Regions from separate parts of the Mus musculus genome. Here region 2 is linked to region 1. The links are chromatin loops, found by intact Hi-C in ENCODE. Cell type or tissue: left cerebral cortex. All regions are shown on one strand. Each heading gives the region's core, and the rest is flanking DNA. Links, peaks and the distances in the headings are about the cores only.

Evidence for each region. Peaks named below come from ENCODE experiments on the same cell type or tissue, not always from the same donor. Only the 100,000 strongest peaks of a DNase experiment are listed, where the experiment ranks them.
Region 2: a loop joins it to region 1, with 12 times the contacts of the local background. A loop is called at or near these places in 3 of 42 quality-filtered maps.

The regions. Positions count from the first base shown.
Region 1 is chr4:82,527,874-82,543,948 of GRCm38, forward strand. The region is part of intron 1 of Gm11266 (predicted gene 11266); the gene reads left to right. Among named protein-coding and RNA genes, the nearest start is that of Gm11266, 28 kb to the left of the region's middle. In left cerebral cortex, for the core only: no CTCF peak of the experiment used is centred there; DNase peaks (open chromatin) are centred at 8,224, 9,090, 9,645 and 10,663; H3K4me3 peaks cover 2,204 bases; H3K27ac peaks cover 2,500 bases.
Region 2 is chr4:82,583,541-82,599,615 of GRCm38, forward strand. Gm11267 (a long non-coding RNA gene) reads right to left here and starts at 4,724. Exons shown (of 2, transcript XR_003955228.1): 1 at 3,717-4,724; 2 at 1-3,621. In left cerebral cortex, for the core only: a CTCF peak has its summit at 6,174 (motif pointing left); a DNase peak (open chromatin) is centred at 6,160.

The sequences.
Region 1 (16,075 bases), core at 8,224-10,723:
ATAATTCAATCATTTGGACTGGGTGAAGGATGTCTATTTTGGCCACTTTCCCTTTGTCCTCTGCTCTCCAGGGTCCAGTCTCTTCTTTACACTCTTACCTTCTGGCTCTCTGTGTGTGGCTCTGTGCTTCTAGGCAGGGGAAACGGATTTGTGATTGAAAGAGATGTGGATGGAAGAGTGAGACAACTGGCATTTGAATTTTTACCCAGCCTATGACCTCCCTGGGTTCACAGCCAGTGGCTGAAGCTCTCTGGCTCTTCTGAGTACTTTACCAGAGAGCTCGGAGTAACTGCTAGGAACAGTCCCTGAGAACTGGGTACACAAGGATGCTATGTCGCACATCCTAGCTCAGCACTCTGTTACTCTGTACCTGAGGAAAGCTCAAGCAAGCATGCGTTTGCTCCTGTCTTTCCTTTATTCCTCTCCACTCTCCTTCCTTCATCCCTCCCCCGCCCTTTCCTCTTGCTTTCATTCTTTCTGAGCTTCTGCAACAGTTTCTCTCTATCTTCCTGGGTCACCTCAATTCTGAGCAATTGCCTGAAGGGAGAAAAAGATAGTAAGCAGGTTGGTGATGGGGAAAATCATTGGTGAGAGGATTTTTTTTTTCCCCCATGAAACAAGGAACATTTCCTCATGAGTATAAGTCTGTTCAGATCTGGAAATCCAAGATGACAAACTTACAGAGCTCCAAGCTACATGGAAATTTAGGACTAAGACTCATTTCTGTACACACCACTTCGAATCCTGTCTGTAAACATTAATGTCTGTCTGTCCATCCATCTGCCTGTCCATCTGCCTGTCTGTCTGTCTGTCTGTCTGTCTGTCTGTCTGTCTTGGGAGTTGTTTGTGAAGCCAGGGCCTCCCATCATTCCAGAGGCTAGCCTCAAACTCACTATGTTACCAAGCCTGGTCTTGAACTCCCCATCCTTCTACCTCCATCTTGCTGGTGCTGAGATTAGAGGCTTGTGTTACCACATTCAGATCAAAATGTCGGATGCAGTTACTGCTATTGTTCTTGTGGTTATTACTGTTTTTCAGGACCATGCCAGCATGCACAACAGAAGTTCTAAGACTATTAACTGCCTCATTTGCCAAATTCACACCAAGTTACAAATGGTAGAAATGGTTGTTTCTTCTAGCGTTTCCCAGTGTCCCCTGTCATTTTCCCCTATAAACATTTCACTCTGCTTTTTCCAGAATAAACATCATTATAATTGCTTCTTGTTCTCATCTCTGATATCCCCATGGCTCTTGCCACTCTCACTGGTAGATGCAACACCTCTGAATTTACTACCATCTGCAAATATCATTAGCTATTGTTTATTCCCTCTCCCACACTATTAATGAAGATGTTAATTAAGACCAGAACGAACACTGACCCCAGCAGCAATCCACTAGACACTTATCCAACTGGATAAACTTCTGTTAGTCATTACCCACTGCTCATAGACATTACCACCCCTCCATTCTCTTCATCTGCTCATTTGCAAGGGACTGGGAAAGAGAATTAAGGGAGCCCAGAATTATTTAAAAATCATCACTCTGATACTTAGGGTCTGGGAAAGGGATTCAGTAGAGCAGCCGAAGAGTAGATGTCAGTACCGTGCATGAAGAAGTGAGCCAGCCTCCAAAAATATTTGGTAATTGCCTAGCTAAGCGTCTGGGTTTCCAAGAATTTAGCAAATTGAGCTAAGGCTGGAGCACAGCAGGACAGATTACAGAGTCCTCACAGCAGATATTTCTTTTTACACTGGAAAAAAAAATCTGAGACCCAAAATGTCAAGTGATTTGTCCAAGGTCACAACTCAAGTTAGGTATGGCACCTGAATTGGAACTCTAGGTTCAGTTTACAGACCCATACCCAACATACTTCACAGAGGTTGTGTTCTTACATTTGCAGGTTAGCATTCGCTTCTAAAGTCTCACACGTGAACAGTGCAGAATCTATCAGCTGAATTTTTCTGTCTCCAGAGAACCATGTCCTGTGGTAGGAATGAACTCATCACGTACTTCATAAAGGAGAAAGCATTGTGAACTCTAATATACTTGTTTCCCGGCCTATAAATCAGTACATCTAACCAACCCTCAAAAAGTTTAGAGGAATATATATACATATATATACATATATATATATGTATATATATATACATATATATATATATATACATACATATCCACATTCCTAGAAATTCTGATTTAATTACATTGAAGGGAAGCCCAGACAGTGCTTTTATTTTGTTTGTAAGATTTATTTATTACTTTTATATGTATTAGTATTTTGCCCGCATGTATGTATGTGTGCTGTGTGTGAGCAGTGTTCTTGGAGACCAGAAGAGGGTGTCATATTCCCTGGGACCAGAGTTACAGATAGTGGCAAGCTTACTGATTGCCTGGGGAGGGTCTTAACCCACTGAACTCATTGAATTAACAAATGCCTTTCTGCCACCGTACAGCATGAAACCATGTAGTAGATAAAGAACATAAGTCAACAAGAAAATAAGAAAACAGAATCTCAGATTTCTTCTTAAATAGGAGCCCAAAAGAATACAATGGCGGGTTTGGGGGGACTTCAGAGGCTCTTAGCACCCAATGTCACACTCTATGGTCTTTCCCATCTCAGGCAAAGAGCTCTAAAGGACTAAGTGACTACCAGCACTCCCATCTGTCAGAACTGGGGAACTAAAAAGCCTATGCTTGATTGATTGCACAGGTTTTTGACACCTCGGGGATGCTTGGTGCATGGCAGCTGAAGTCTGCATGTGGAAGTCTTTCCAGGAAGAATAGACAAGTGTACTTGTAGTTTACAGAAAGGTGGTACACGCATGTCAGAATGCCCAAATGGGGAAAAACACAAGCAAGTTCTCCCAGCTACACCCTAAGTCTTTGAGAATCTGAGGACAGAGAAGCAAGAGCATGCGGTTGAGAGCTTTGGGAAAGGAGCTGAGGGATCCTCCACTCTGCCGGCATCTCTGTCATCCTCTCCCTCTCCATGGCTGCTGAGGTTGTGATCAGACAGGAAACCCACACAGGAAGCCAGGAAGTGTGGACATGGAGGGTCAGCAGAGCACACAATAAGACCATGGAGAAAGGAAGTTGGAGGTGGGGAGGTTTTCAGTGTGATTCTTCCTCCAGCCTGGAAGTCAGAGGCTCCCCTGGAGCTCCCAGGCCTAAGGAGGACTCCCTGCCTCAGTCAGCCAGAAGGCCTCTGCCCGTGAGTGCTTCCAGATGCACTGATGTGTGGAGCCCAGAACAGCTCCAGAGTCATTGCTGGCTAGGAAGTGACTTCCCGGGAGGGGGAGGAATCAGTCATTTTGACACAAGGTCAAAATACCAAGAAAACAGTATTCCCAATTGGGACTGTTCTGGGCCCAGCGCAAGAGTTCATTAGAACATACTATCCTCTCTCTCTCTCTCTCTCTCCTCTCCTTAGGCTTTCTGGCCAAAGGACTCTGTTGAGCATGCTTCCAAGAGCAGATCTCTGGAGATGGTGGAAGCATGCGCAGAGGGCTGGATAAGGATCTCCCTCTTAACTTTAGAAAGGAAAGACCCCGGAGAGGAGAGAATCCAGTCTAATGATTCTAGGGAAGAACACATGACCTCAAGATGGCACTTGGGCACAGACAGAGTAGACTGCTGGATGGCCCACAGGGTTCAGTCACTGAGTCAGACGGCAGTGAGGTTTCCCTTAGGACATGAAAATCAGACTTGCTCATGAGGCCTAAGCATATGCCAGGCTTGTGTGTGGTGTATTCATGTATGAAAAAACTCTCGTCTTTATAAAATCAACATGGGGGAGGCACATCAGCCTTCCTACACTTGCCTGATCAAGAAGCTGCCAGTCACACCCCTCCCTTCTCTTCTGACTCCCCCCCCCAAAAAAAAAAACCCCGCCACCAAATAAATACACATACATTTACATAAGTATATCTGTACACAGGTGTATATGTTTCTAAACAATCGTTTCAGTGCCTGGGTTTTGTGCAGGCTCTGTCAGAGCGCTGTTACTGAGCTTAGGCTAATCCAGCCCTACTTTCTGATACCATCAGCATTTCTTCATACTGCCCCCATCGCCAAGCAACCAAACAGCAAGAATATGTTTTGCTGCTTCTGGTTTTAACACTCAGCGATTTCTCCCCCTTTAGGAGGGTCCCATCTATGTCCTTGTCTGTCTGTTACTAAAATTAAGAGAAGAAAAGGAGTGGCTGGGGCCAGGGGAAACAAGTTTCCCTGGTTCTGTGCCCTGACCTCACAGTGCACGTGTGGTATGGGGTAGAGCGAGCACTTTCCTGGCCATGTTCTTCCTGACTGTGCAAGCCCTGCCTTACACATCTTCCAACAGTCAAGTGCCCCACCCCCCACGCCCCACACATCTATACTCTCTCTGCTTAAGACCACATCTTCATTCTCTAGACGATTATGTTCCTTCTCTAGTCCTTGGGAAAGCATTCTTTTTACAGTCTCTGTTCTAAACAACTCTCAAGAAGGAACTGAAGCCTAAGCTGCCATTGCCGGGGTACCCCTTACCTCCCATGCCCATGAGGGGTTGAGGGTGGCAGGCCTGTGACTAAATCAATAGCAACCCTTCCTGTGGGTGTGGGTGCCTGGTCTCACCCCTACTGCCGTTTGAAGAAGGGATGCAGGCCTGGGCCAGGCCTTCCTGAGCAGACACAGATGCCTCAGGAGGCATTCTGGCACAAAAGGGGTTATTTGAAAGAAAGCCTGAAAGGGGCCGAGGCTGTTGGCTGGGAGCTGGTTCCACGACACGGCCTCTGCTGCCGACTGTACTTGCCTCTGTCCGCTCTTTCCTTTTTCCATGTCTCCCTCTCCAAAGCTTTCTATTCACCCTACAAAGAAAAGCAATCCCCAGGCAAAGTTGTTTACAGTATTTTATGAAAGTTTGAAGGGGAGGGGGGAAGAAAAAGAAAAGGACTGGATTTGGGGGCAAAGGGGAGGGGGCCTGCTGCAGAGGAGAAGGGGGGGGGGGGTGAGAGAAAGAGAAGGCAGGCATGCATGAGAGTCCCAAGCGGTGCCAAGCTCCGAAGAAAGGGCTGCTGGGGCGGGGAGGGAGCATGCCAGAGCCTTACAGAAAAGGAGCAAAGAGCCGAACAGGAGGGGAAGGCTGAAATTGAAGTGCAAATGGACCTTGGTCCTCCTGGCAGAGACTGCTGCAAAGACAACACAAAAGGGATGCCTGGGCAAGGCACGGGGTCTGGGGAGTGAGGGGGACACTTAAGACAGAGCTGCTGAGATGGTCTAGGAAACAGACAGATAAATACATGCCAGAGGTGTTAGTGTGTGTGTGTGTGTGTGTGTGTGTGTGTGTGTGTGTGTGTGTGTGAGAGAGAGAGAGAGAGAGAGAGAGAGAGAGAGAGAGAGAGAGTCTGAGACAGTGAAATACAGTGAAAGAAAAATGAGACACACACACAGCCAGACCCCAAGAGAGACACAGAGTCACACAGAGAAAGAGAGAAAGGGATTTGGGAGGGGGTGGTAGGGTGGGAGTGGGGTGAGAGAGAAGGTCTCTAGCCAAATGGGGAGACTTGGCAGGTGGACAGGAGCAGCCGGCCAGGCCTTAGCTGTGCTTGCTTGCTGCGTCTAGTCTATTGTCGTCTCAGAGGGGGGAGGGGATTGTTTGTTTGTTTTGTTGTTTGGCCTCTTTGTCTCTTTTGTTCCAAGCAGTTAGTTTGCTTCTTTCCCAGACACTGGGCTGATGGAAAACCTTTATGGATTTTTCTTAAAGGGACAGGATCAGCAAGCACACCCATTTCTCATTCCCACACAGTTCCTACCCAAATAGTTCTAGTTTTCTGTTTTCCTTCCTCCCTCCCTCCCTCCCTTCCTCCCTTCCTTCCTTCCTTCCTTCCTTCCTTCCTTCCTTCTTTCCTTCCTTCCTTGCCTCCTCCTCCTCCTCCTCCTCCTCCTCCTCCTCCTCCTCCTTCTTCTTCTTCTTCTTCTTCTTTTTTGATCCTATTTTTAATGGAGAGTCAGTGTTTGTGCTATTTTATGCCGGATTAACAAGAATAAGTTGGTCAATTTCTTGGTACCCACTAAGCCTCCCCCCTCCATGGTTGCTAGGACATGAGGGGATGAAGGGGGAGACAAAAACAGGAGCACCCTATACACAAGCATAAACTGAAAACCACAACCATCTCTTGCTCCCTTTCCCTCTTAATCCAGGCCTGAGGGTTAGAGGTACACATGGAAGGACCTCACTGAGCAGAGTATGGGCTTTGAAGGGAGAGGTTGCTGGGCACCCTCTCAGCCCAGCTTCCTCTTTCCAAGCCCCCAGATGTTAAGCAGACCACCTCTAGGGGTTCTGAAAGTCTGCCTTGAGTCTCTCTCTGGCCTGGCAGCTCTAACCATCAACACACAGGCCAGAGGTGACTGACTCATTGAAAAGCAAAGAAACCAAACTCAATGGAGGGCTACCTTTAATAGAGAAATAGACACCCCTCATGTCTGACTCCCCACTGGAAAGAACTGTAGACCCCTGCCCTGTCTGACAATAATTCAAACAGGTTTGAGTATAGAGGAGATAGGGTCTGCAAAAGATGACCAAGTCTCCGCCCCCTGTGCTCTCAGTCTTCCTCTCTGGTTCTCCCTTGAGGGATCCAGTCAGCTTTTAGAAAATTTTTTAATCAATCTTTCTTTCCTTTACCTGCCTTAACATCTTCCTAGAAGTGCTGGCTTCTGCCTGTGGATTTGGAGGCAGAGGTTTGCCCTACAAGGGCTAGGTGTTCCTTCCTCCCATCTTAGGAGAGTTGGGGACTTAAGAGACAAGGTCTATGGACCCTTCAAACTTGAGGATAGCCCAGGTACCTCAATTTTTCTCTTCTTAATGCCCTCCCTTGGAAAGGCTTATTGCAAAGCTAGAGCAGAAGTTACCTGTTTTGTTTTGAGGGTCCAGAAAACCACTCCACCATGTAACCTACAATGGAGCTTTCTCTAAAAGGGTTTTGGCTGCAATGTTGACCAACAGTCCTGGCTTGGCCTTAGTGTTGGAACTCTCACCTGCTAAAGGAGTGGGTGTGAGGTAAGTTCCTGGCAGTCTGCATTTGAATCAGGCTTGTGCAAAGTTTGCAGTTCAGAGCCCAGCTGGAAGCCCGTAGCTAAAGGCATGCAAGTTAGAAAGAGAGCCTGCAAAATGGGGTGGGAATAATAGCCACTGGTTCTCTGCGAGTCCATATAGTTTCAAATTCACTATCACATAGTTGACAGGCAGCCATCTAACCCTGAACAAAAATAGAAAACTAATTCTGCTACCCCAGACACTAATCCACCCAGCAACACATTTGTCCCCAGGATGTGATTCTGTCCAGACATCTTCTGTGACTGAGGATAGGAGTCTGTCTGCCATGTGGGAGAATCAAGGCTAAGTGGGTGCCATGACCAAGTTCTATTTCCCTTCCAATAATGTCCTGGTGTTTAGGAAAGCCAGCCCAGGGTCCTTGGACCCAAGAGTAGGAAGCCATGCAGACTTGGGTAGATTTCATTCCATTCCCCACAGGCATCCCAGAAGCCCACAAGAGATCTAGTTTCTCTGGTACTTTCCCCTGGGCTTCTTGGCTTGGAAGTTTACTACCTCAGGGTAGTAAATTTGGACCCCTCAAATATTAAACTTCACCAGTCCTAGACAAAATAACACATTAAGTCACCAATCAAGTGAGTTGAGGTCTTATCTGTTCAAAGTCACTTATTTAGGTTCAGATAGCTGGGTTGGGCAACCCCAAGGGAGTGAACTTGTTCACCTCCAGTTCTCCTGTGTGCCAAGTGCTCGAGACAGTGATAGAACATGGTGTGTTGTCTACCTCCTAAATACTCATGTCTGCCTTGTGCATAGCTCCGAGCTCTGTGTGTGTGTGTGTGTGTGTAAAAAAGTGGGGTACCCCAGGAAGATGAAGCTAGGCCAGGGAGCTAGTCAGGGATTTCCCAGGTCTCCATGGAGGGACAACATGCCCTGCTCCAAGAGTCTATCTTCCAAGCTCCTGACTGGAAAACTGGGAAGCTGTACTCCAGGCTCAGCAGGGTGGAACCTTAAACAAAATTAAAGCAAGGCAAAATAAATTTGAAACCCAACCTACAAGTCCAAGGGTCCCTGCTATAAGCGAGATGGGGGTGGAGAGGGCAGAATGCAAGGGCCTCACAGAGGGGCCAGCGAAGAAAAGAACTTCCTAGACAGCCAGAACCAGTCTGTGCCTTTCAGAGACTCCTGCTCTTCTGCCGGCAAGGTTTGGACTGGGGAAAGGTGAAGGTGGCTGGTGGGTGAGAGGAGAATAGGAGAAGGGGGTAAGGGTGGCTACTTTACTCTCCCTGTCAGAGCTAGCTGAGGCCAACTTTAAGGGGTCAAGGTACCAGAAAACTGCAAGTTTAGATAGCTTGTCCAGTGACAGAGGCTTTGAATTTGCCACAGTCTCTAGATAGGATGTGAAGCTGGGAAGAAGGGAGAGAGAGATTTTTTGGAACACTGGAAACAGGGCCAGACCTTGATACCCTTAAAAATCAAAGAGCCCAAGGTCACATCTGCCCACAGCTCTTGACGTAGGGGCTGGTGACAGTGGGGAGCCTGAACTGGTTCCTAAAGAGAGAGGTAGGGTAAGACCAGGATTCCTGGCTGAGATGGCAAAAGGTACCACTAAGCAAGGGCTCAGAGAAGGAGCAGGGGAAAGCCTGTCTCCCAAGACAGTTTTAGATCGTCCCTCCCGAGGGGCCCAGTCCCCGGTCTCCTCCACCCTTCGAGGGTGGCACACGCGGGAATCTTTGGGCCATTGCTAGCGGTTTCCTGACTTTGCGTCGGGTCATTGCGCACCACGTGCATCAATGGCCCCAGGGGAAGAATTTCGGCTAGCACTCCCTGGAGAAGAGGACTATGCTGGCCCCAGATTGTACAAGCGGGCCACCAACTTCTCCCTGAGCTTCCATAAGGAGTCATGAATCGCAGTGCACGCGAGGCTCGCGGGTTCCATGCTCGCCCTGGCACATCGCTCTCCCTCACTGTTCAGCGCACCAACAGAACCGGGACTGCAATTCTGTTCCAAGCCAGCGCAGCTCACCCTCCTTGTCCAAGGCTAGGGCATTTTGAGGAAGGATCTTCCCAAAGGAACCCATCTCTCTAAAGCGGGAGTAGGGTTCTTTAGTAACTCTCTGGGGGTGGGAGGTAAATCAAATTGCCTGTGGGCTTGCAGCTGGAAGCCAGCTATTTAGGCTCGCTGAGCCTCGTTCCTAACGGATCAGCTCTTTCGATGTTTGGGGATAAGTTGAAGACTGAAGAGAAAACATGATTATCTTAAGTAACTCGCACATCGCCGTTTTCGTCCCCGACTAAAAGTCTGTGTCTTGGGCCAGTTTCGCGATGCCCACGCAAGGCCCAGACTTTAATATTTAAACCAGGCCAGGTGAAACTACCTGTTGGGGTACACTGCAGTCTATAAATCTGATCCTCCTCTCCTTACACAGTTTTGGGGAGAGCTGGAACTGTTCTGGGGGTGTTCAGAGAAGGGACTTCAGCCGAAGGGCGAGCGGCAGTAGTAACAGAGTCTGGCGATGCCCGGGAACTGCACTAGCTCCTCGGCCTCGGTCTGCAGAAGCTAAAGACAGCCCCATGCAGCCGAATCTCGGCGCGATTCTCTATGATTCACTATGAAGCAGTGTGGAAGATTCTTGAGACCAGAGCGCGAGGGGACTCTCAAAAACAAAGAGCCGGGGGCAACTTGCTATGCTCCCGCCCCCCACGGTACACTCCAACCCTTAACGTTTCTCCCTATGCGGAAATTCACTCAACTTCTCCGAGGAGCAGGCGACGGATGCTCTCCTGCCACAGCCTGGGGGCTACCGGCAGCTTCTAGGCCACTTTGCTGGAAGAAAGTCATTGCCTCAAGGAGCAGACACACATTCTTAATCCAGCAGCCGCCGAAGAGCAGTTCACTTACCAGGACCTGATGAGCCCGTGGGGAGGATTTTTAGAAGCTGGGGACAGGCAGGCTCATGTGTCCTAGAACCTGTGGGAAAGACCATTGGGACTGAAGTTTCACTTGGAAAGTGCTGGGCGCAGCCCGGCTCTGGCGCACATTTTCCAGGCTTCCAGGCAGCCAAACTGCGGGAAGCTGCTGGAGGCACCTGGGGCTCAGGCTTTTCCATTGAGAGTTTCTGATGCGGGTTGCTAGTTGTTTATTTTTGTTTTTGTTTGTATGTGTGTGGCTTTTTTTTTTTTTTGGCAGCGAACCCCACTGAGCTTGGGGAGCACCAATATTTGGAATTGCCGTACCAAGGGTCTCATCAGAGGATCAGAGGAGATAAGCAACTTGGGGAACGCGGCGCATTTAGTTTTCTAAGGCCATGCGTTTTTTTATCCCCCACGGTCACTATTTATTTGGCTGCAAACGAAATGGGAATAGATATTAGGAAACTGGGGGGAAGAAAGCGGATAAGCCTTAAATTGTTGAGAGCGCTCCTTTTTACAGTGAAGACTATAGGACTACGTGGAATGGAGAGAAATTATTAGTGAGACTTCATCGCACAGGAATGGTGGAGGAGATTGAGCCACGGAACTAGAAGATGTCTCCGATCTGTTTTGCGCACCGCAGGTTCCCCACCCGCAGTTAATCATCCTGGCAATATTCGCTTGATCTGCCCGCAAGTAGCTTGTCTCCCCGTCCTTCCTGACACTTCCCTTCTCTGTTTACATCTTTCCATGCTGGGTCACCAGCCAGAGTTTTGGGCTTCCCGGACCTCTCGGGTGCCTTGGCAAAAACTCTTACAAACTTTTCGAGCGCACACTTGCGGGTGGGCTCTCTCCAAGCGGGTCTCTGGACTGCCAAGAGACCCTCTTCAGCCGAGAAGCCTGGAATAATTTTCAGCGCTCCGCTCCGAAGCCCCTGCTTTATTTCAGTTCAATGGGGGTGGGGAGGGGGCTCACAGACACAAGGATAATAAACAATGCTGCTTACTGAAGATACAAAGTGGGTACAGAAAAGAACCATGTAGAAAACCAAGAACGGAGACGTTTTTTTAACAAGTGGGTCAGACTCGGGGATGCCTTTGAAAAAGACTTGTAACGTAAAACCATTGGCGGTTCTCTAAAAGTACAGAATTACATGGAACAGGCGTTGTCAGAATGTGCTGGTTGGAGCGGTATTTATTTATTGGCTTTTGCCTCTGGAGACCAGCAGGAGCTGTTTATACCTGCCTACTCCTTGGTGCAAATCTTCTCCCTATCTCAAGGTCTCATTAAAAGGGTCTTCCAGGTGTCGGTATACTGTGCTACCGTTATTCTAGATGCCCTAAGAGCTGCAAGTAATGCTGGTAGTAGGGACTTTAGAGGAAGATGCAATTCTAACAGGCATTGCCCACATAATTCAAAGACAGGGAACTCTCTCTCCTTCCTTCCTTCCTTCCTTCCTTCCTTCCTTTCTTCCTTCCTTCCTTCCTTCCTTCACACACACACACACACACACACACACACACACACACACACACACACAGAGAGAGAGAGAGAGAGAGAGAGAGAGAGAGAGAGAGAGAGAGAGAGAGAGATTGAGATTGTGTTTTTGGTGCTGACTGTGACTGGGGATTAAGGGTTCCTTTTGGGTGTGGGTGAAACTGATTTCTACTCTGCCCAATGGCCTTGGGAAAGGGCTTCCCATCTGCTATAAACACCCCTCCTTACAATGTCAGAAAATCTGCCCACAAATATTGGCACCAAGCTGCCGTGACAGGCGGTGCTGCTTTAAATAGGAGGAAGGCAAACGACCCGGGCAGGCAAAAAGAAAGTCACAACCTTCCCAATGATCAGGCTACCTGCCTTCAGCCCCCTAAAGTCCAAAGGCAGAGACCTAGAAATTCTTCTTTCTAGAGGAGAGCAGAGTGTCTCAGCTGGATCCCAGACCTCTGTTCGATTTTAGAAACCATGTGTAGTACACATGCAGATGGGTCCCTGAAGACCAGTTGTTAAAGGGAAGCAAGGTAAGAGTCTGGTTTATCCTTAGCCACCTATCCCCCGTGTGCTTGTTCAGATAAAGGGGTCCAGTGGAAGAAATTTGAGAGGCGTTTAGCTCATCTCTTATGAGCAGTAGGTTCCTTTTGTTTTGTTTAAAGCCAGAGGGGAGCGTTTGATTAGGGAAGGTCTGCTGGGTTCAGTCCTGGATCCTAAGACAGGATTCACCCTAGGGAATTGAGGTGCTAGCTGTCACTTTTCCCTGGATGACCCAACCTTCAGTTATGCCCCTTCTGTTCCACTGAGGGCATTCTTCATCTCTGGAGATGGTTTGTGTGGATAGCTGCACCCATGAAACATCCGAAGGCCTTTCCCACCTCCCCTCAAAGATGATGACTTGTTTAAGGTCCAAGGCTCAGAAGTCATCAGCTCCCTAACATTCTGTACTTGTCCTGGAGACTGCTCCTTTGTCTCTGATTGGCCCCTCTCGGCACAGCCTGCAGGGCAGTTTCTCCTAGGAAGCATTCTATCTGCTAAGCCCAAGCTTGAGAGGCAATCCTCCTGCAAAGTGTGGCTAAATTGTAGACAGCATCTCAGGAAATTTTGGGTGAGGAACAGATCATCTTGGCTTCCGCACAGTTTTCTAAACCCAACTCTGTATTGTCATTTTGAAGAAACTGAGGCACGGGGGGGGGTGGGGGTGGGGGGGAGGGGTAGGGGGCAGATTTGACCCAAGGATGTGGGAGGAGCTGAGAGCAGGGCCTGGAGCAGCCTCAGAACATCTTGAGTTTGGAGTTCATTTGCTCAATTTGAAGGAGGTACAGAAGCTGACAATGAGCTACTGTTTAGTGGGTATCAACTGTGTGCCAGAGCACGTGCCATCTAGACATGTTACATAAGTCATCTTCCTAGCAGCTCTGACGAGTCTCATTAGCCCCAGCAAAATGTAAAAGATATAATAGGAAGACAGGCATAAATCAAATTTCTTCAAGTAATATAAAAACATAAACTGAAAGTGAAAGCCTTCAGCTTCACTCTTCCTCCCAAAATACCACCTATAGTTTTCATCTCAGTGGCCGAGTATATACCTGACAAATGCTATCATCTTTCTATGAGTCGAAGAGAAATGCTCTCAAGTAAACACAACATGGCTGCCTGTCTCCAGGCTCAGCCCTTCCCATTGCTCTCTGTGAACTAATAAGATGTATGTGAAATTTGTGAGTGAAACATTGTGATCAAAAAAGTTACAAGACGAGAGTTGATAGCAGCTTTTTGTTTTCTTTCTTTCTTTTTTTCTTTCTGTCCTGTTCAGGAGCCAAAATTGCTACATGTTTTCAGACACTGAGACCATATTAATTATCTGTAATAATTGTATACGTCCTAGGCCTTGTAATTGTATAAACTGTTCCTCTCCAAGCTTCATGACCAAGACCCTAAGGCTGCCTCCATCCTGTGGTAGCCAGGGCTGGGGAATGCCCATTAAGCTATGGCTTTCCTTGACTATCTCTTAGAGTTGTTGGGAGACTTCAATGAGAGATAAGAAAAGGGGCTGTGCAAATTTAAATCCTCTTTCTATAAATGTAATTGCTTTTTTTCTAAGATGTCTTTAGGATCCTCTATGCAGATGGAACAATGGAAAATTGTGTTTTTGTTTTTGTTTTAGGGGGAGCTGTCTCTCTCTTAGAACTGGCTATTCAGACCAGACTGGGCTCAGACTCACAGAGATCTGCTTGTCTCTGCCTCCTGAGTGCTGAGGTTAAAGGTTGAGCTGCCACATACAGCAAATTTGGGGACTTTGCAGAAGGCTGTGCTTTTGGTGGTTGGTGGTTACAGGAGATGCTCATTTATCTGTGGGAACAGGAGTGCAGGGTATCTCATATGGGAAGACGTTAGCATGTGTGGAGTAGATTTCTTCCTGCTGAAGTTGGTTAGGGCACAGAGAGATATAGGTACACTGTATTGAGTGGGTGACCGAGAGTAGCAGAGGTGTGTCCCCCACCCCCCAGATGCTTAGGCCTGTCCCTTTGGTAAGTATTTACTACCAAAAGCTAGTCACAGACTGTTGGGGACACATGCCTGTAAGAGGGTAACAGTTTCCCAGGAACAATTCTTTCATTTATTACGTTTCTTTTGTGAGTAGAAAGAATGAATATGTGCCTTTTCTCACGTGATGCTCATTTTGTCCTGATTTAAAAATTTTTTTTGCTTTGCATCTTTCTTTTGGATCATGATGAGAAGTGACAATAGGCCACTGGTAGGGTCTCCTAGGCTTAGCAGAGACACAGCCATGGGAAGGCCGCTAGTCCTTCCTGCTAAAGCCTGCAGCATGCACACAAGACTGTTTGGAGAATCTGGTGGCCTCTAGGAAGGAAGGAGATGAGATGAAGAAGCCTGGGGATTCAGCTGGTTCCAAGAAATGTGTAAGTAGAGGAAAATCGAGTTTCTTAAGACCAGCAAGGCTTCAGAGCCTGTCTCAAGGCTCTGAAGGACACCAGGACAAAGGATACTGCGCCCTCTGGTGTTAGATTCATATCGGATTCCAGAGAGCTGTGTGGAGACCAGCAGCCAGGAGCTTCCTAAACCAACCACAGAAAAGTTTCTTTTGTTTGCTAAGCACCTTGGAGTGGAATTTGACCTTCCTTTCTCAATTCTGCAGTCCAAGTAGAGACTGCTCTAGAGAGAGCTGTGTGCTGCATGCGGGCTACTGTATTTTATTTGGTTTTCTTTGCATAAAATTTAGGCTAGCAGGACAAAGCTTGTTTAAAAGCAAACCCTTTTGGTTGGTCTGCAAACAATAATTCTGCCTTGTGGGTGATGATCTGGTTTGAGGGGAACCATTTAAAATTTCAGAACCCCTTATTCCTTCTCTTAAAAGTAAAGAGTTTTGAATAAGATGTTCAAGGGCTCCCTTAAGCTCCAGGGTTGAATAACTGGTACACTGAGCCATCTTTTCTCGGAGCCCTGCAAATGGAATTTGTTAATTTCTTTGCAGGTGCAGGCACATTTTAGCATCCAAAGTTTCCTGATTCTGAGCAAAGATTTTCTAAAAGCGCAAAAAATATATCTCTTTTCAGCTCAGAAGCCCCTCACCCTCCAGTCTCAAGTGAAAACCCAGCTAGGAAGCTGGAGAGTGAGCGAGCACCACTCAGTCTCTGCTATTTCTTTTAAAAATAAAGTACTAAGTGTTGTGCTGGAAATTCTGCTCAGTGTCGCATGTGGTAGGTGTGAATACATGCTTTAATTGTTCTAGGCACTAGACCAAAAACTTCTCCAGAATTAGCAGGGTTTTCAGCTATAATCTGGCTAACATTTTTCTGCAAATAGGTATGAAGACCAGACTGAGTTGCCATCAACAATTACAGCTATTCCTCATCTAGTCAGGTGATCAGCCCCGGGGAAGAATTATGGCGCCACTGAGAGTTTTCCACTCCTCAAACCTGTATGTCTTGTCTCTGACGTGAGCAGTCGGTTATGCCTCCAGGCGGCCCCTTCCTTCTGCACTGCCTTTCAACTGTTATCTCTGTGCAATGGGCACAGTTTATTATTATTATCATCACTACTAGGGATCTCATGATTGCCCCGTAAAGAATACTTGAGCAGCAGCCTTAGTTCTGTAGCTATGAAGAGAAAGGGTGCAGTTGTTGTCCCGTATGAGATGGGGTCTGGAGGAGCCGGTCTCCCTCTGAGAGAGGTAAGCCAGGAAAAAGAATGTTACACAAAGCATGCAGATGAGATGCTTTGTGTAACTGACTCCTGCCTCACAAAGGGAAGACTCTGGGTGAGAAGGCTTTACCAGGTGGCTAATGGCAGTGACTTGGAGTACTGTGTCCCCCATTAAAGGAAACAACTGTGTTATGGGCTAAAATGCGTGCTTCCAAAATTCACCTTACCGTTCTAATCCCTTGTACCTCAGAGTGTGGTTGTATTTGGAGATAGGTTCATTTTTTTAAAAACTCCGTTCATTGATTACTTGTTTATTTGTTGTGTGTATGCACTTATGGAGGCCAGAGGACAACTTGTAGGAGTTGGCCTTCCACTTTTTGGGTTCCAGGGATCAAATTTAGACGATGATCAGTTTTGATGATCAGTTTTGGCAACAAGCACCTGCTGAGCCATGTCATCAGGCCCACGTGACAGGTTCTTTAG
Region 2 (16,075 bases), core at 4,799-7,298, 52 kb after region 1:
TATATTCTGCTTCTCAAAAGCCAAGGAAAAATTTTAAGTTAAGCTGATGATTGCTAAATTATACAGGTAGCTAAAATAAGGCTTTTGCTATCCATCCATGCATCCATCCATCCATGCATCCATCCATCCATGCATCCATCCATCCATGCATGCATCCATCTGTGCATCCATCCATGCATCCAGCTGTCTATCTATCTATCTATCTATCTATCTATCTATCTATCTATCTATCTATCTATCCTACTTAAATAGACATTACTGATGGCTACTGCTTTCCAGGTATTATGCTAGGTAGTAAAGATACAACAATGAAAGAGCTCTCCACTCTAGAGAGAGGAAACATAGGTTAGAACAAATGCAGCATATGAGAAGTGCCCCCATAAAAGATGTGGGACCCTGTAATTGAGGAAAGATGTGTAGAAGGCAATAATTATTAACTCAAAACCAAATAGACACATATTATTTCCATGATTTCCTCAAATGGATTCTCTAGCCTTCAGAAATCTTGGAAGGATAAGAATGGAACCTCACCTCTGACTTCTATCACTGACCCTAAGCAAGGCTCCAAGCTGCCTTGAGTATCTCCCACTTCCGCATAATAACATCATTTCTTGAAAATGACTTTCCTAGAATTTACAGGGAATTTAATACCACATGTCTCCTTGGAGGTTTTGCTCACTAAGAGTATAATTATATCATCAATGGCCTATTTGAAGACGAAGAAAATTATGTTTTGTTTCCACCGTCTGTCCTATTCAGTCACTATAAGAATTGGCTATTTTAGGTAAATCTCTTCTATCTCTTATTTAGGTAAATCATTTTTATGGAATGATCAAGTCAATCTCCTTCTTAATCCACACAAAATAAGTGGAAATGTAAGCACATCTGGATGGAAGGTTGCATGGCCTCTTTTTAGCGCCTGACGGAAGGTTTGCTAACCTACTGTCTTACCTTGTTACCTTGTCACCTTGTCACCTTGTCTTACCTTGTCACCTAGTTTTCCTAACGATGCTCCCTCATCCTTCCTTTTGATTTTTTTTGCCACCCAACAGCACCCCAGAATGCTTCATTTGGTGACATCACAAATAGCCACGGGTTGCTTCTGGTGTCCCATCTGTTCCTGCAGCCCTTGCTTCAGTACAGGCAAGATATGAAGCTCCCGTGCAGTTGAGGCTGGGCTGGGGGAGGGGATTGGGCCTTTGAGGCTGTTTTCTATCAGGGCCCTGCAGCTGTCAATGTTGGCTGCAGAAGCCAGTGACTGTCCTTGCAGCTCCCTGATGCCGGCCGTGCACTGTGCTTGGGGATATTAATTGGACTTTCATTATGTGAGTGTACCCAGAGGCTTTGGCAGTCAATTCTTATATCTATATTGATTCATAAAAAAATGCCAATAAATAACAGCTCTCTCAAAGCATCTTCTAATGTTTCTGGTAATTAATTGGTTTATGTTTACCCCTAGATTTTTCTTTCTTTCATTTTCTTTTTCTTCTTTTCTTTTTTTTTTTTCCTTTCTTTTTACACATTGCAGCATAATAGATCACAGAATCTCTGGGACAATGGACAGGCACATTGGCTAAATCACCTTATTACAGTTCCATATAGTTGAAAAGAGGCTTAATGCTAAATTATCAGATTCCAGCTATTGTGGAGACCAGGAATGAATAATGCTCCAAAATGACCGCCACGGAGCCTCTGTTCCACTCATTGTCCCAGGAACCATTGGGCACGCCTTCCATTGAGTTCTCCATAGAGCCGCGGTCCCTGAAATGAACAGTGGGGCCCAAATTCAGGCCTAGATACATCTCTTTGCCTTTTGGTGTATTATAAGTTAAAATGTATTTTCAGCCCCAGACTTTAAAAAAAAATCTTATATTACATTTGTGTGTAACTATGGGCAAAATTATGCTATTAGTTTTGGAACACCCAAGTTAGGCATCCCAAACTACCTTAGCACCCATAATTACTATATAGTGTGTCACATAAAGTAGGGATGAAAGTAAAAATGGCATGTCCATTTAACTCGCCAAAATTCAAAGGAAGAAAGGATGTTCATTAAAAGTTAATAGTGACACAGCTGTGCAGAACTCTCCCAGAAAATGTCATTGTCACAGGAGTCTGACTGTGACCCGGTGTCATTCTCCGCTGCGGAATCTGAGGGGCCTCTGGTATGGTGAGCTGTTGGCGGACAGAGAAAGAAGAGCAATGACCCATGGAGGCAGGGGACGAGAAGATTTTGGAAGACACTTGTTCTGGCTGCTGTACGTAACAAGAAGCGGATGTAATTTTAATTCCAGTTAGGTGGGGTATGATGTCCTGATGAAGCCTTGCCACTCGTGCATACAAAGATAGGGAGACCTGAATTCTGTACAGCAAACTATTTGCAGTCACCCCTCTCCTACTTTATATCGAAGTCTCGTTCTCTTTCTTTTTAAATAAAAAGGCCCACTGATTTGAGATCAAAGCAGGAATATAAAATAAACTAATAATATAAAAAAATAAAATAAAATAATAATAATATAAATAATAATAATAATAATAATAATAGCAACATAACATAAACTAATAGTATCAAAGTCTCTGTTACCAAAATGTCACCTTAACAGCACTGCCGTCACGGTTGGCAACTGTGACTGTTCCTGCTATATTATATTTGTTTTTTCTAAATAAATCTTTGGCTAAATCAAGCAACAATGGTGGCACAAGCAGATGTGCCACACTAACTGTCTCCCACTGGCAGACAACTCACCTTGAACTGCTTTGTGGAAATATTAAGCAGTGGCTGAGAGTAAGAAGGATTAATGAGGGCCAACTTTGGAGAAAACAGTTCAGAGCTCTTGCTTCCAAAAATGTGAGGATAGCCAATATGTTGCATTTCTTTAGGAGTTCAAAAATAGGCAAATAAGTAAAATTAGACTTCAAAAAAGAATCCCTAAATTTGAGAAATTCTTCACAAGCCTTTTCCCGAGAAACGAACAAGAGGAGTCCAGGACCAATTAAAAAAAAAAAAAAAACAAATTTGTATTCAAGATCATACCAAGTCATAATTATTGATACTTTTTTTAAAATAAGATTCTTCTTCAAGTTAATAGAGAAGTAACCAGACAGTTAGTGACAGCCTCCAAAACCTTTACCCGGGGAGTTGATCTGACCTAGGAGATGCACAAACATACTTCTATTAATTAAGGTATGCTAATAAGATAGAAAAATGATTTCATGCAGAGGGCTGCAAGAAAAGGCAGGCCCTGACTATTAGAACAAACAAGACAGAACAGGAGAGGGGCCGAGAAGGAAGTGTCAGTGCCATCCCTTCATCTCCTTCTCTTCTGTGCCCTGGATGGCTCAGGAGCAGCCAAGACTTTCTAGTAATGACTTCCACTAATTTAATACATGTTGGGCACAAGGCGCTCACCTAATACAAAAATTTCTCATTCCATTAGGAGTTGCGTGACCAAAAACATCGAGGACCAATGGCTACTACTTATTTTTGATAAGGGATACTGAGTGTGGTAAAAATAGAGAGAGCTAATAAAAGAAAAAGTGTCCACTTATCTGAATTTTGCAAATTATTCTCCACTTTCTAGTTTAAATGATCTCTTGACTAATGGTGCAGAAACTTGGTACCTGAAATAGAGGAATACACTTTCAGAATAGCTAGTCTATGTTTTCTCCCAGAAACATTTGCAGTTTACTCCCTGGCTTGCCTCTTCTTTACTTACCACTTCCAGGCAATCCCTACGCTGCTCTGCAAAGTCTCCCTGAGCAGTCGCTCTGGCCTGGACAAACTCGCACGAGCAATAACAGAAAACCTTCTCTAGGGAGGCCCTGGTTTCTAAAGTCCAGGCCAGACATTTGTCTAAAAAGCTGGAGGCCTATTCAATACAAAAATCAGATGAGCTCTGTCAAAAATTAGTTGCTCCCAGAAAACCTAAGCATAGAATTGACATTCTTTCTGGAATCCCAGGGTTACAGTTCAGGATTACACACTAGACAACCCAAAAGTCCACAGACACGCATTCTTTTCTTGTCTCAAATAGATCTATAAGACTCGTGTGGGCTCCGGGTTAGGTAGCTTCAAACCGCTCTAGGTCGTGCTCTCCAGTAACTCCCTCAGCAAATTCAGCTGTGTAGCCATGACAGGCAGAGGGTCGGACAGCTTGCGAAAGACCTGTGGGGTTTCACAGTGCAAGGCCCGTGTTAGAGACAAAATAGAGCATGAACAAAGGGTTCCGGTGCAGCGGAGGAGTTTCCTCCACTAACAGAACAGTCATGAATCTTCTCCATGGCCACCGGCTCACCAGGGACGCTCCCCAGGTCTTCAGAGAAGGGTTTAGTCACCTTTACCTTCAGTATCTGAGGTGGTGGCCTCTAACCCATACCCCGGAAGTATGGATAGAGAAGGGCGGTAAGCGCAAAGTGATGGGGGATTTGTAGGCATGAATTCTCACAGAGAGAAAGGCATGTGCAATTTTAAAAATATTGACTGCATGACAAAATGGTTTTGGGAAATATATTATTGGAATTAATTTCACTTTTTGGAGTGTGGATGATAGAACTTTAGCATGGGCACCTGGTTATTAAGGCTCACATTATATGATTTCACTGAAAAGCAGCCATCTAGAATGCTGGAGAGTGAACCAGGAAATGATTTTACAGGCCAGGATAATAAATCTTTACAAAGCACATTTGCTTTGCTTTTAATTTTGCAATCGACACTAACAGAGAAATCCTAAATGTAATTTAAGAAGATATTCCATATATATATATATATATATATATATATATATTTGTGTGTGTGTGTGTGTGTTTATGGAGAGAGAGAGAAAGAGAGAGAGAATGAACTGTTTTTGTCAGCTGTCAACACATTTGGTCTCTTTACTAATAAAAAAGGCAAAGAATTTTGAAGTAATTAAAATAACAACTTGAAATACAAATTTTCAAATAACTTTGATATTTAATATTAAAAGAATTATAAACAATGATTTATTTCCTCACTGTGCCTTCAAAAGTGTATTAAAATCAGTTCACTTAGATTAGATTTTTATGTAACTCACAAGTTACATTCAAGTGAAGTAAAAGCAACATTATATGTTTGCTTACCAGAGGGATTGCCCTGAAAAGGCACCGAGTGTTACAATCTTTAGTGGGATTTTTAAAATTACCTCTATATTACAGGTTGTATTGCTATTCTTAATAAATCAAGAAATTCTTGTTGGTTAAGCTAATCAACTCGGTAAATAAACATTTACCCTGTAACGTAAGTGACATAATATTGCCTGGTGTTCTTTTGTGTCTGGCCTCTTTGCAGTGTTTCAGTTCTCTTGTCTTGTGTATGGAATCTAAGACAGTTGACTTCGGCACACACAGCAGCTAATCAGTCCTTACAAACAATGCCTTGTCCAGAGAGCAGCACACACACACAGACACACACACAGACACACAGACACACAGACACACACACTCACACACACACACACACACATCTTCCTTCACAAACTCATCTCCAAGTTCAAAGTTGCAATCGAAAGTGTGCCGTGACAGTAAGCAGCATCTTGGAGATAGAATATACTGTAAAATTGTGTTATGTATGTTGTTTCCTTAAAGTAGTTCCATTTGTACTGCTGACTAACGACTTAATTCGTCCACATAACATGCAAGATGTTTTTGTTCAGGATAAGATACATGCTCAACAAATGTACAGAAAAAAAATGTACAGAAAAAATATATGCATTTTTGCTGGTGGGCTTGTAAACCTTAGTCTGTTCACACTGATATTTTTAAAATGAAACTGAGGTTACAAGCTATGTGTGTTCTTCAGATTGATTGATTATTTATTCATTTTAGTCATTTATTTTGACCTGGGTTTGGATTTTTGAGGCAGCAGGTCTGTTCAAAGTGTCCTATGCACACTCAGTAACAAGCAGCTCACAACTGTAACTTGGGTTAAGCTACCAGCTACGAATAAAAGTCACTAGGAGACACACCAAGGCAAACCTAAAGCAAACAGCCTGCTTATCACATAATGACTACCGAATAAGGCAAATATTAGCAAAGCAAAGCAAGCCAGGGGCCCTCCACCTCAGGAAGAAGAAATAAGACAGAGACAGCAAACCAGCTGGAGCGGTACTGATTCAAACCTGAGGAAAAGTGGGTCAGGACTGACATCTGCTGGTCTGGTTAATGAGATGTTGCCCATTGAAACCAGATCCTGGGAGAGCAAATCACTGATGCTCTCTCTGTGACTGGAGTTAGGAGGAGGCACAGGCTTGGCAGAAGCCTCTCTAGGAAGCCATCTGCAAAGAGGCCAACCTTCAACCGAAGCCTCACTTCCTTTCTCTCCAATGTTTTGCCCTGGTAACCAGGAATGCTTTCCTAAGCTCCTCTAAGCAAGGAGAGAATGTTGTGCGGGTGGATTCCACTGAGAGGACCAATCTTCCAAAAGCAAGTGGTCAACTGGGTGCTAAGACATTTGAACAGGAATTCCAAGGTTTTATCAGAAGAGTCACTGGATCAAATTAATTCAAAAGGGTAATTTCTAGTCAAAATTCTGTTGTTATCAACTTGGAGGACATTCAGTTGTAGGATATAATAAATTAATTAGCTTTGATTTCTACCCATCTCTCTTCCACCAGCACCATTTTGCAACAGGGTCTTGTCTTGCTGCACAGACCCTGGATTTGTGACATTGTATCCTCGTGAGGCCTTGTTTCCATTCTCTGGCTTTTTTTTTTTTTGAGAAGGTGGGGCCAGGCTGGCTGTTCTCGAATGCACAGAGACGTGCCTGCCTTTGCCTCCCTGAGTCCTGGTATTAAAGACATGTGCCTCCGCATCTAGCCTCGATTCTCTGGCATCCTACTCTTCTGCCTTTACCAAGACCGGTGTCCTAACTGACTTGGTAGCTACAAGATTCTTGGGATGGTTATCTATCTTTCTCAAGCCACCTTCTCATTTCCTAGGACAGTTTTCACTCTATAAGTAGACACTTAATAAATATCTTCTGGCTCACTTTGATAATTCTGTATTTTTTTTGTTACTTTATTTATTTACATGTCAAATGTTGTCCTCCTTCCCGGTCTCCCCTCTGCAAACCCCCCACCACATCCCCCCTCCTCCCCTTTGCCTCTTAAGAGGGTGCTCCTCCACTCACCCTCCCACCCACTCCCGCCTCATCCCTCTAGCATCACCCTACGCTGGGGCATCAAGCCTCCACAGGACTAAGACCCTCCCTTTCCTTGATGCCAGATAAGGCAATCCTCTGCTATATATGGAGCTGCAGCCACAGACTTCAGTATACCCAGCCATGTATACTTTTTGGTTGGTGGTTTAGTCCCTGGGAGCTCTGGGGTGGGGGTCTGGTTAGTTGATATTGTTGTTCTTCCTATGGGGTCAAGATGCCCTTGGTAGTTCTGTATTCTATATCCCCTTGGTTGTTCTTAGGAATGGGACTTCCCCACGGCAGATCTGAACAGAACCCAGAAATACTGGTTTGCATTGACAAGAAATAATTTGAGCATTCCAGAAGTGTTCAGTATCATATCATTTTAATTATCTAGGGAAGATGACATTTTAAGGTTTGTAATGAGAGTATTAGGTCATGGATCATAGAAATTCTTTTCCAGAAAAATCTTTCGTAGTCTTTACCCATTGATAAGAGTGAACAGGTGGACCAGAGAACTTTTCTCCCACCCTCTGGCTACAATGAATTCCAAAGTGCTGTCAAAACTGTCTATTGAGGCTGGCGGGATGGCTCAGTGAGCAAGGACAGTGGCTGCAGCTGCACAGGCATGGCAGCCTGGGGCTCAGACACTAGTCCCTACATACAAAGACAGGTGTGGCTGTCTGCACCTGGAACCCAGTGCGGTCAGGGGCAGAGAAGGAAGGCTCATTGGTACTTACTGTCTACCAGCCTAGTTCCAGGTTCAATGAAAGACCCTATATCAAGCAAGTATGACAGTGAATAACAGAGATGACAGTTGATGGCTTTGGCTTCTCACATAGAAGGTCTCTCTCTCTCTCTCTCTCTCTCTCTCTCACACACACACACACACACACACACACACACACACACTGCAGATCATTGCTGTTTCTCTCAAGTATGTGTATGTACATATGCATGTGCCATTGGACATAGCCTTAAATTTTCATTTGTAAGATACAGAGAAGAAATAAAACTTGAAAGCTTAGAGGCAGAGGAAGAGAAGCATAAAACCATACATACCCTCTCCTTAAGGACATTTACAACCAGGATGAAGCTGGATCCACTTGCTACCTCAGGCCCCAGTTAGAGAGGCAGAGGTCAAATAGTCAGATGAGTAAACCACAAGGAGACAATCATTAGTTTCTGTCAAAAAAGCTCACAAGTGCCACATCTCCCTTCACCGAGCTCCTGTCCTGAATTCCCAGTTCACGCACAATCCAAAGAGAGTGAGAAGGGCCCCTTTCTCCCCCTCTAGTTCTGAGGATATAATAGAGGGTTTTTTTTTAATTTGCTAGCTTACAAATCTAAAATATTCTAAACCTCAGAATTATTTTTAGGTCCAAAAAAATTAAAACCATAAAGTAAAATACAGTGCTAATATTAGTGGGTAGCATTGTTGCAATATTTTTAACAAAATTTTATCACCTTTTAAAAAAAAGCTTATTAAGTTGAAGAGGGAACTAAAAAAACACCACTCGGACCCTTTACAAAGCATTTTTCTCTTTACATACCATAGCAACCTAATAAAGACATGGTAACTTGGCAGATGGCATGGCACATTAGTCTTGGAACAAAACATTAGATGCCAAAAACGTGCTAGAAAATCCCTTCCTTCCTTCCTTCCTTCCTTCCTTCCTTCCTTCCTTCCTTCCTTTATTTTTCCCTTCCTTTTCCCCTTCCATTTTGTGTTATTCTTTATGTCATCCATAAGAAAAGGTTATCAACTTACAGTTTTTCAGTGCCTAAACAAAAGACATTGCTAAGGCCAGAAAGACTCTGGAGCCCAGTCTGGACAGGAGCATTGTAAGTAACAGCTTCTGTCTTACTTAGCACTGTTTAGGAGGTGTATATCGACTGACCATTTCTACATTGAGCAGAATTATTCCCTTTGTCTTTTTCTTATACACGTGTCTGAGGTCCTCTTTTTAATGGAGGTGTGGAATCACCCAGATGTACATTCTGGGGATCCCAGCATCTGTGGCCATGATATAATGCAGACAGGGTGCCCCTCTTCTCGGGCAGGGGAGATAAGCTCTGTTAAAAATACAGCCTTGTTTCTTTAAGAACTAGGCGATGGTTTCCAGCCAGCCTCTTCAGGCAGTGAACGTTACCCCTGCCAGGTGGCAGTGCTCCCAGTGATGGAAGATGTAGGGCACTGTGTGTGTGTGTGTGTGTGTGTGTGTGTGTGTGTGAGAGAGAGAGAGAGAGAGAGAGAGAGAGAGAGAGAGAGAAGGCCTAACATCCCTACTTTGTAAATTGTAGGCTCATTTAGAATTCAAAGAATTAACCTAAATCTAAGTTGGACCAGAAAGAGAAATCCCCTTCTCTCTCCCCTTCCTCCTCCCTCTTTTCCTCCTCCATAGCTCTGCCCTCTTCTCTTCCCTCTCCTCCCCTTTCCCATCCCACCCTCCTTCTAAAGATTGCCTTGGACACATACTCTTTAACCTCATCTACATAAGAACAAAATTGTAGGCAGCTTTCTGCATATCACACTTTTTCTTATTAGTATGAAACCAATAAAAGGACCTGTCCTCCAGAGAGGAAAGGATTCAACATTTTGCCTTGTAATAGCTGGCTGTCTTTTAAAACTGTCATGTAATTTCAGTGTCACCTAAAGTGTCTTATTACAAAGGCAAATCTCTCTGTCAAATAGATGTCACTATTCAGTCTCAGAAGGAAATTTCTACCAAGCAATGAGATAACCACAGGTTTCCATGAGGCTTATTCCAGCCTGTGAGCCTAAGAGAAAAGGAACACCTAAGGACGAACATTGTAAATAGATGGACCAAGATCATGAATCCCTTTAGATAAAAACCATTTGTAATTATCACAGGAAAATTTAGAATGTATTTTATCAACGATGAAGATTCAGAAAATTTAAGAAATGAGACTCAACATTTCTCAATCATTTTTCTTTTCCTCTTGGACCCAGCTATACTTTTATTCTTGGACACTGATTCTTCTGTCTTCTACTGAAAGCTATTTAGTAGGTCATAGGTCAAAGGAACATATTCTACTTCCAAGTTTAAGCCTTGGAAACCTCTCAGCAGCCAGCGTATAATCTCTTCCCCTCCATCTATGAGCTGACTGGTACTGCAGTATAAGCTAGAAGTCACATGGTGAGGATGGCATGGCTTTCATCAGCCTAGTTCCTCGATGGCTGCAGGGAGCTGAGCCTCTTCACTAATCAGATTTCAGGGACTAAGAAATAAGCCTGTGGTATTATGCTGTTGAGATTTCAGAGTTTATCTTCGTAGCAGCTAAAGTTGCCCCAACTCTAGCTGGAATATTGCCATATCACAAACTCAAAATGTATATAGCATGGTTCAGCGACAAGGGCAGGAACAGCGGTGGAATGGACTTTGGAGGCTGGGAAGATGAAGATAAGTTAGGCAGTGGCATAATCCTTTGATGATGTTGCCCCTTGATACACTTAAGAAGATAGACCAGGTGCATGCTGGTTCCTTAGCTCTAGGGGAAAGGGTTAGAAACCAGAACGCTGGTGGCAATTCACAAAAGGGCAGATGAACTGAGGCAAGAGCTGGCTTCTTTTCAAGCAAAAATAAAACTGAACACCAGAAACGAGAGGTGTTGAAAAGCTGGGAGATTTGACTGCTTCTAAAACCCAGATAGTAAGGAATATGATTGAATGAGACTCAGCTTTGCATATAAGATCATATCAGGAGTGAAGCTCCTCTCAGTCTAAGCTAGATGGCCCCCAAGGCAATGAGGAAATGGAGCAGGGGTGAGGACGGAAAGAAAACATGACTCATACTGGAGAGTTTTAACCAGGAAGAAGCAGACTGCAAGCAAATCGATTAGAAGTCTATCAGGCTTGTGGCAGAATTGTACAGCCAGGGAATCTATAAGCGTGGTCACCACAGCAATAAGCTTTAGCCCAAGATTATCAGTAAGAGGTGGGCTTTGAAGACCACACATTCTCCAGGGAAGGCCTTTGGTTCCCCTCTTCAAGTTAGAAGTGGCTAAAATGGTAAGGTCCAGAAACCTTCTACGTGGTGGCCCTGGCTGCCATGTAGAACAATAGACAAAAGAGTTTCTTCCACAAGGCGGGGCCTCCTCATTCCAACAAAAAGGGTTTCTCAGATCAGTGAGGCATAACATCTTTAAAAGCCAGTGCCTGTCCTCTCTGTTTGCCACTGAATATATGTCTCTGTCTGAGGAATTACTAAGGTAAGCCAGCGTCTTCATCTACCCGTTAGCCCTGTGTGCTTACAGAATGTTGAGGCTAGAGGAGGTCCTGATAATCATGTGAGAACACCTTGCCCGTGCCAGCTGACTTCCTCAAGGTGTTCGTGAAGCACGACCTCACATCTTTTCCCTCTAACACCAAATGATCTTGCATGAGAAACATTCTTTTAAGCCTCTAAAATTTCTTGGTTGATATATCTGGGTAGAAGATGGACCTACGGACTCTCAAGTATCCTCTTAATGTATTTATTTTCTGTTTTACTAGAATTAAATTTTCTGGATTGCAACAAAAACTTTTGCCTCATGTTTTAGTTGTAAAATTTAATTTTTTTCCTCCTAGTATAATATCTGACATGTAACTGTATCACACTTTTTTATAAACAGATAACAGTAGGACAACAGTTTCAACCTCCATCTGAGTCAACAATAGAATCCAGATGAGATTGTTGCCTCCTGTTAACTGATTACTCAGAATATTATACAACTGATGTGTGATGAGAGACGTGTGAACTCAGAACTTAATGAGCAACAGAAACACTGGGAAGAAAACACATGTGTATGTGCTTAGTCTCCCTCCCCAAGAACAACACTAATCACAATCAATATAGACATGTAAACAGAAAAAAGAGTTTAGTGTCTTTTAAGATGGGAGTAACAGATGACTGTATAGAAAACTTCATACCCAGGGATGACATTAGGATGTCAAACATTCCATAAAGCCCGTGATGTAAGTATATCTGCACAAGAAAACATTAACTTGTAGAACATGGACCTGTAGAAGCTTTACTTTGGGGATGCTCTTGTAGACCACATAGTTTTAGTGTTGCTCAAGGAAGAGGCGACCATATTAACCCTTGAATCATTTTAAAGATTCAGTTGGCCAAAAAGAGGGGTGGAATTTTCCATAGATCCAAAATAGTAAGCCACTGTATCAAAGTCTCATGAGTTTGGAATGAAAAGATCGTTTGGAGTCGATATCAAGCTCTAAAGACCTTCAGAATCGGAATCCAGTTATCTTCCTTCTCTTTCTAAACTGTAGCGGTTTCAGCCAGTTTTACCTTTTCGGCGTTAAGCATAACTGATTTTTTTCCCCTCTGCTTAAATTTCCATTCACTATTCATAGACTATAAGTTCCTTCTCCATAGTTCAGTGTGGGCAGCTACATGCCTAGCTATCACATCCAAGTTTCAAGGACCATAATAGATAAGGTAGATAAAAGAAGGAACAAAGTTCCCAAACTCTAATTGGAAGATTGGCTCCTTGATGCTGTTCCATAGTTACTTACATTCACTTTTCTTGGTCATAATTTATTAATTTTATTAATAGGAAATTTAGAAACCTCATTTTTAAAAGAAGCCTTTAATTTGGATGGTCACATGTTCAACATAAAACAAGTAGGTATTTTATTAGTAGAGAGAGTAGAATAAAATTCTCAAGAGCCCTGGAGAGAAGAACAGAGGTAGACTCTAGGAGGGGATCAGCAGTCCTCAGTGTGTCTGTCTGCAACAAACACACAGCATGCACGAGTTCACAGACACCAAGGCAAGCTGCTTGAACACTACTTACTGTCTGTCCCACAACACTTGCCGGTGTGGTTCAAGTTCAAGGAAGATGTGTGCGGAAACACAGCACATGCTGCTGCATTTGACAGCTTTAGGCTTTAGGCTGCTGAAACCGTGGGGTCACTACAGCCAACAGAGGCAAATAACCTGAAAACTCAAACAACTATCAAGCGAGTTTTGAATATTCATTATCTTGCTTTTTAGGATAGTTTTGTTATCATCTACAATTTCAACAACGGCTATGTCTCACAGCTAGTTGGCCAGTTTCCTGGTTGATATGGCAATCCATTCTTAGAAGTTACAGCAATCCAGTTTCAGCCCAGAGCTAGGTACTCCCTGCCTGGAGACAGAAACAACTGAGCCCAGGAGTTCTGTAAGCAGCCAGGGCTTACTTGCACACTGGGGGTTGCAGTGACACCAGAATCTGCCCCATCTACTTTAACTCCAGCCCAGACTGAAACTTCAGCAACACAGGGCTCTTTCTTCCTAGGGATCAATTCTACGGTTAGAGACAGGAAACACCACAAGCTATGGTTTAAATGTTGCTTACTAGCTTTCCTGCTTCCGATAATCTGATCAAGAAAATCCCCCACTCTTGGAGAGCCCAGCAGCTGGTATTTTAGTTGATTCCGGATCCAATCAAGTTGACAACCAAGATTAGCTATCACAGGGCCTCTACAGTCTGCTATGCTATAGAATTCTTGGTAAAATTCAAATAAAGCTCTTTGGGATGGGTTAGCCAGAGTTTAGCATATTCTCATATCAGGTTCCCCGACTAAGAAAATGGTTGCCTTTCAGACTGATTGAGGCTAACAAAGGGACATTTGGCCACCTTAGGCATCCAGAAAAAGAAAGAGATTGTGGTGGGAGAGACCCCACTCCTTGTTAGAAGGTTGGCGAGCTGACAGGAATTTGCATGAACCATAGAAAGGAGTTAGTTCTCTTCCTCATTGCAATCTTGGCTTCTACTGGGGGAGGATGGAGGTCTGACAAATCTTCCTAGTCTGACTGGTGACAAACTTTCGTGATGGTCCCTGATAAGCCCTCTTCCTAGCTTTTACATTCTTCTGTGTAGATGCCTTGTTCAATGGTTGCATTATGACCAATAGAATATGGCAAAAGTGATAACAAGAGAATAATAAGGTTAGGTCACAGAGACACCTTGACATCTGCCTGGCTTGCTCTTAAATTGCATGCTAGGAGAAAGAAAGAGTGGTTACCTTCTTGTGATCAGCTCAAAGGAGGGGACCATGTGATATAGAACTAAGGTCAGAAGTCTCGTGAGTGACCTCACTGGGGGATTTTCTTCTGTATCTTAGTGAAGCCTGTGGATGACTGTAGTCCCAAGTGACATCTTGACAACAAGCTCATGATTGACTGTGAGCCAAAGCTATCCAGTAAGCCCCTGACCCCTAGACACTGCATGAGATAATCAGAATTTGTTGTTTTAAACTGCCACGTCTGGAGCAATTTGTTATGCAGCAATAAATAACTTATACACAGTCTTAGGTTGTCTTTCTGTATGTTCCCATATAACTCATTCATGATTGCAAGTACTTATTCACTGGGCTGGCCCCTCCATGGAAATACTTATATTTTGGAGAAAGAAATTAAGTTGGTGATTTCATCCTCAGTGCCAAGAGTAGTGCTTACTACACAGAAAGGACTCAGTCAATGTCACTGGAAAAATGAATAAGATGAGGTGGAATAATAGCCACGGTGTCAAGCGGGCTGATGGGACCTGCCAGCTGAGGAGCAAGCTTGTGAAGCTGAAATTGAGTTATACTCTCCAAGGTCCAGAGGTTCAAAACAAAGTTTCCTTCTTCTGCTATGACTTTCCTTTCTGCTCCCCTCCACGTCTCTCCAAGTTGGCTGCAAGTGGAAGGAACAGTTGCTTCAATTCCCCCAGTTATGAGAAGCTCAGACCATGGCAACGCTTGCTCCCTGAGAACATTGCTGAGATGGGGGGTGGGAAATTAGAGTAGACAGACACAGGGACAAAGAAGCAGTACAGATAAGGATGGGAGGGGAGGGGGAATTGTCTTATTTATTTTGATTTTAAAAATAAGTTTGTCTAGAGGAGGCTTAAGTTCAGCTGCTGCTCTAAGTGGTGAGGTGTCCGGTTACAAATGTTCTGGGACAGACATCTCTCCTTGAGGCTTCACCACGCCCTCTTTTGAGAGCCATTCCATGTGATCTGAAGTCCTTCAGGGGGGCTGCCGCTAAATGGAAGAATATAATAATCCCAGGCATGCTGTCTGCAGACACTCCTGCCTTTTGCACATGCATCCTCTGTTGATAAAGTCTGAATTTATATTAGGAAGAACAAGAACTGTCTAAGAGAAATAACAACAAAAAAAGTATGGGGGGGGGAGTTTGATCATGGAGGAACGGTTGGGGAGACAACATCTTCCAGTGAGCTTAGGAGCCCACACAGTGTGGGGCACACTGTCAGGAAATGTTAAGTAATATTGACCACATATTTTTCTGTATACCTGAGAGTAAGGAGTAGGGAAAGATGTCCCATCTTGTGTTTTCTCATTACAGACCTTTTAGAAGAAAATATATAACATTCCCTTAGTGTGGGAAACAGGGCTTGCATGTGGAACAGAGGAGCAGGATTTTTAGTCCCCCATCTGTTACTTCTAATTTTTAACTACAAACAGTTCAACTTCCCTCAGTCTTAGACTTGTTTTTGTTTCTTAATCTATAAAGTAAGGGGTGTTTAGCAGCTTTCCCTGCCCCCAGGACTCCCTGAAAACCTGTTGACTGAATTCAACTGGGATTCTTGAGATCAAACAAAATTTTTAAAAGATGTAAGCAGAATTTTGGAATGTTTGATTAAATTTAGGGTCTATGAATACAAGGGGTGACTCAGAGGTTTCCTGCCAGCTTGGGATGTTGTGTTGCTATTTCTGAAGGTAACTTAGTGTCACTCCAGAACACATGCATAGACCCAATACTAAGCTTTTACTGACCATGACAAACTCAGTTTTCAATTCTACATTTGCAAAAGATTATTTAGTAAAACTCAGCATCTGATGACAGAAAAGAATGAGAGAGGGAGAGAGAGAGAGAGAGAGAGAGAGAGAGAGACTGAGAGAGAGAG